Regions from separate parts of the Mus musculus genome. Here region 1 is linked to region 2. A link is a loop called in an ENCODE intact Hi-C map of the cell type or tissue named here. Cell type or tissue: left cerebral cortex. All regions are shown on one strand.

What was found. A loop is a pair of places that touch in the nucleus more often than their neighbours do. Peaks named below come from ENCODE experiments on the same cell type or tissue, not always from the same donor. Only the 100,000 strongest peaks of a DNase experiment are listed, where the experiment ranks them.
Region 1: a loop joins it to region 2, with 4 times the contacts of the local background. A loop is called at or near these places in 10 of 42 quality-filtered maps.

What each region holds. Positions count from the first base shown.
Region 1 is chr8:112,570,707-112,573,206 of GRCm38, reverse strand. All of the region lies in intron 1 of Cntnap4 (contactin associated protein-like 4), which reads right to left. Among named protein-coding and RNA genes, the nearest start is that of Cntnap4, 1.9 kb to the right of the region's middle. In left cerebral cortex, a CTCF peak has its summit at 1,551 (motif pointing left); DNase peaks (open chromatin) are centred at 1,525 and 1,971; H3K4me3 peaks cover 1,466 bases; H3K27ac peaks cover 327 bases.
Region 2 is chr8:112,908,290-112,910,789 of GRCm38, reverse strand. The region is part of intron 1 of Gm45904 (a long non-coding RNA gene); the gene reads left to right. Among named protein-coding and RNA genes, the nearest start is that of Gm45904, 13 kb to the left of the region's middle. In left cerebral cortex, a CTCF peak has its summit at 1,030 (motif pointing right); a DNase peak (open chromatin) is centred at 1,062.

The sequences.
Region 1 (2,500 bases), 340 kb after region 2:
AGAACAAGTGTAGAATAAATAAATCATCTTTCCCTTGTTCTAGTACCTCTGTCTTAGAAGGAAGTGAAGAAACCAGAGAGATGCAGGAGCACAGCCTCTCAAACAGCAAGCCCATGAGCAAGGATGCCTGCCACTGTGTTTGCACAGAAGGATGACTCAATGTAATAACAAACTTATCTCGACCTGGACATAGGCTAAAATCTTAGGGCTGGTTTCCAACTTTGAAATGTCATATGGAACACCAGAAACAAAGAATATAACCCACTCAATATATTTCTTTTTAAATATATAGGTACTAACTAGAGTCATAGAGTGTTACTGGCACATGAATTAGTAATGTGTACTTACACATAAGTGTGTGTGTGTGTGCATGCACGTGTGTGCATGCACCCCCATGCATATGTAAGAGTGGGGAGGAGAGAGGGTGGCTGTATTTGCATGGAATCTTTCTAATGCAAATTTCTCAGATGATTAAGTAGATCAATTAATATTCAAATTAGAGTTCACCTAATCCCAGGTTTACAGAGTCCCCTAGGCAAATGTTCTTATTGTTACCCAAAGGCCAACTCAGTGGATGACAGATTTTTCTCCTTGTGAGTCACTTGTAAATAAAGAAGAAAGGTGTTTACATTCACCTGAGAGGCAGGTCTTTAATTTTCTTTTGCTTATATGCAGTTCCCCCGACTTTACTTGTGGGATTTGAGATTGATTCACTTCTTATTAATAAACAATCTGGTTCAGGAGAGTTTGGGGAAGTCTCATAAGGCAACTTTGAAATGCTTGTGCTGATTCCAGTTGCCTGCCCTTTGGTTAACGCGCACCCCTGTTCATAAACTCATAATACATTGCTCCGTCTTCCAAAACTGATACCATGGTAGCATACATTTTTCTATCCCAACCCAGCAACAAGTGAACCTTGACTCCTCCAAAATGTAAAGAGTGAGGAATAATGTAAAAATTAGGAAATGAAATCTTTTGTTCTACGTTTGCATGTCACATTGTCAAAATGCCAATAAGAAATTAACTAAAAGTCACCTTAATTTTCGGAAGCCATTGAATTATAAATTTGGACACTTGAAGAAAAGTTAACTCTTAAATAGGTCTGCTAACTAAGAATTCCAAGTTTAATGTTTAAGTGTTCTTGTTCACTTCAGTTCTAGGCTCTCCACATTTATCCAATGACTTCATAGAGAAATCGAACCCCGATGGATACAGATCCAAGGTTGAAACGGCACCCGTGGGAGGCCCAGGCAGAGCTAAGCAGACATGAGCACTGGCTTCTCCTCAAATCTCAGCTGCTCACTTTTTCCCTGGCTGAGATGAACGAGGAAGGGAAGCCTTTTAATATGGATCTTCCGGTGACACTCTGTACCACATTGCAAGCGAGCAAACAAACATCCGCAGCTCACAGCCCAATTATTCATATTAATAAACTGCAAAAAGATGTGCAGGCAAGGCATAGGGAAGACAAACTGGGTTAGGCCAGCATGAAGCTCTGCCCAACTCAAGGGAAGAGCTTGTGTGCTTCGCATCGCAACAGTGACCTCTAGTGCTCCCTCTCTGATGAACCCCTGCAGCTGCAGAAGGAATTACACCTTTGCCACAGAACTTCAACTGAGCGGGTAGGTGGGTTCAGGTCTGCTGTGTATCATCCTTGTTTGTTTATTTGCTACAGCGCTTGTCAAGGCCATCACCCACAGGACCCTCTAAGATTTTGGCTAGGTGAAACTATACATATTTTACTGATTTAATGGGATTCCCACACATTCGATTTGAAATTGAATGGGAAGCACAGTCCAGCCTAGGAGTGAAGTTCTCTCCTTTGCCTTTGCAGAGTGGCAGGTAAATTCTGACATTAAATGAGCTCCTGAAAAATCATCAGTGGGTGGACACGAGCTCGTGGCAGTGAGTTCCCTGTGCCTTTCCCTCGTGAGGACTCTACAGTTAAGGCAAAAGAGGGTCTATGGCAAAGAGAGTTACCAATGTCTTGTCTCTCAAACCTAAAGCTGTCAGTAAGGCAGGTCCCATCCATTCCTGAGCAGGACTTATAACCCTTTCTTGTAAAGCAGAGAAAGAAATAGAAAGTTGTGTGTTTGCTTGGCTGTTTTTATCATACATAAAAAGAGGAAATTCTTCTATCTAAAGAATCTAAACCAAATATAAACTTTTAAAACTTTTCCTATTTCCAATGGCAAGCTGACGAAAGAGTTGGGCCAGGGTATTTTGGATGATATTTAAATTAAGCAACGAGACCATAACAAATGTTCCTCGAATCAATGAACTCAGCACTAAGACAATCAATCACAAATACATGAAGTTGAAAATTCAACCACTAGAGAACACTACTTAAGCGGGTGGTGGGGGAGGGGGAAGTCACCTGCACATTTCCCTTTAAGGGAGATGTAGGGATGGGTACCCATCCAGGAGTGCTCTTCTGCCTGAGGACACAGCTCTCCAGTGCTGAGCTGTGCCTCCACCAGTTCTGCCTGCCCCTGCCCGC
Region 2 (2,500 bases):
ATTGCAAGCTTATACAACCACTCTGGAAATCAGTCTGGCGGTTCCTCAGAAAATTGGACATAGTACTACCGGTGGATCCCTAAATACCTCTCCTGTGCATATATCCAGAAGATGTTCCAACCAGTAAGAAGGACACCTGCTCCACTATGTTCATAGCAGCCTTATTTATAATAGCCACAAGCTGGAAAGAACCCAGATGCCCCTCAACAGAGGAATGGATACAGAAAATGTGGTACATCTACACAATGGAGTACTACTCAGCTATTAAAAAGAATGAATTTATGAAATTCCTAGCCAAATGGATGGACCTGGAGGACATCATCCTGAGTGAGGTAACACATTCACAAAGGAACTCACACAATATGTACTCACTGATAAGTGGATATTAGCCCAAAACCTAGGATATCCAAGATATAAGATACAATTTCCTAAACACATGAAACTCAAGAAAAATGAAGACTGAAGTGTGGACACTATGCCCCTCCTTAGAAGTGGGAACAAAACACCCTTGGAAGGAGGTACAGAGACAAAGTTTGGAGCTGAGATAAAAAGATGGACCGTGTAGAGACTGCCATATCCGGGGATCCATCCCATAATCAGCTTCCAAATGCTGACACCATTGCATACACTAGCAAGATTATGCTGAAAGGACCCTGATATAGCTGTCTCTTGTCAGAGTATGCCTGGGCCTAGCAAACATAGAAGTGGATGCTCACAGTCGGCTATTGGATGGATCACATGGCCCCCAATGAAGGAGCTAGAGAAAGTACCCAAGAAGCTAAAGGTATCAACAATATTTTTAAAAACATATTAAGTAAAGGTTTATGTAATGTCTAAGGTAATTGACTCCAAATTTCCATTTGTAAGTTTACAAAGATGAAATTGACGGGGTATCTGCTTGAAATATCTCTTTTCCTCTAAACATAACCAAACACATTTTCTAATTATATTTTTTAAAGATTTATTTATTTATTTATTTATTTATATCTTAAGTGTGTTTTGCCTGCATGTGTGTCTATGCACCACACACATGCAGTGCACACAGAGGCCAGAAGAGGGTGTTAGGACTCCTTGTTAGCTGTCATGTTCCCGCTGGGAGCTGAACCCTAGCAAAAGTAGCAAGTGCTTTTAACTGCTGAGCTATCTCTCCAGCTCCTCAGGTTAAAGAAACAATATGAACTAACCAGTACCCCCCCCCCCCGGAGCTCGTGGCTCTAGCTGCATATGTATCAGAAGATGGCCTAGTCGGCCATCATTGGAAAGAGAGGCCCATTGGTCTTGCAAACTTTATATGCCCCAGTATAGGGGAACACCAGGGCCAAGAAGTGGGAGTGGGTGAGTAGGGGAGTGGGGGGGGAGGGTATGGGGGACTTTTGGGATAGCATTGGAAATGTAAATGAAGAAAATACCTAATAAAAATAAATAAATAAATAAGCAAGCAAGCAAGCAAGAAATCACTGTGTAGAACAGGCTGGCCCAAAACAAAACTCACAGAGATTTCTTCCTACCTCTGTCTTTCAAGTGCTATGAAAGGTGTGCACTACCAAAAGAAAAAAAAAAAAGAAACACTATCTTACTATTATTTCTTGGTGCAGAGATACATTTTTTTCCAACAAAGACGACCTAAGAGATAAGAGGTTTATAGTAGTTCACATTTTAACCCATAGTCCATTATGGTAGGGAAGTCTCTGTAGCAGGAGCTTGAAGAAGCTGGTCATATGATATCCATAGCCAGAGAGGTCAGCTTGGTTTCTCCACTCTACTTAATTTAGATTGCATTTATAATTCATGTACCAGTGGTGTGTGGTGATGGTGGTGGTAGGGGTGGTGTGTGTGTATGTGTGGGCATGCAACACAGTCTGTGTTTGAAGCCTTTAGTTGGGACACTATCATTATCTAAGATAACTATATATCTATTTATCTATTGACTGGCTTTGTAGTTAATGTAAAATCAACCCCTCCCCACCCCCCATGTGTGGTTGTGTTTGTAGCTGCACCTGCTATACTGGGAGAGTGTGGAATGTTTGGAAGATAGGGCTTAGTGGAATTAGAAAGGAGAGAAAGGCATCTCTCTAACTCTCTCTCCCTCCCACCTTTCCCCTCCCCTCTCTCCCTCTCCTCTTTCTCTCTCTGCATGACTTCTGTCTGTCATGAAATAAAGAAAAAACACTCCTTCTCCCTACACTTCTGCCACCAGGATGTTCTTTCCAAGCGCACAGAGCCAAGCAACCACAGCTATGCCATCTGAGACAACTCACCCTCTTCCCTTGCTATTATATCAGGCATTTTGGTCTCTGATGAAAATAGTAGCCTACAAGTTATCCATAAATGTAACACGGCAGAGGATTTTGGCTGTGTGTTTACTACTGGATCACTAGTTTTCAGTACTAGCCGATCATTGCCCTTTAGATCATCATTCCTCAATAAATAGTGAGAGCAGCCCTCTCCCTGCCCCAGCAGGGACTTCCTCTTCTCTCAATAGCATCAACAACATACCTTG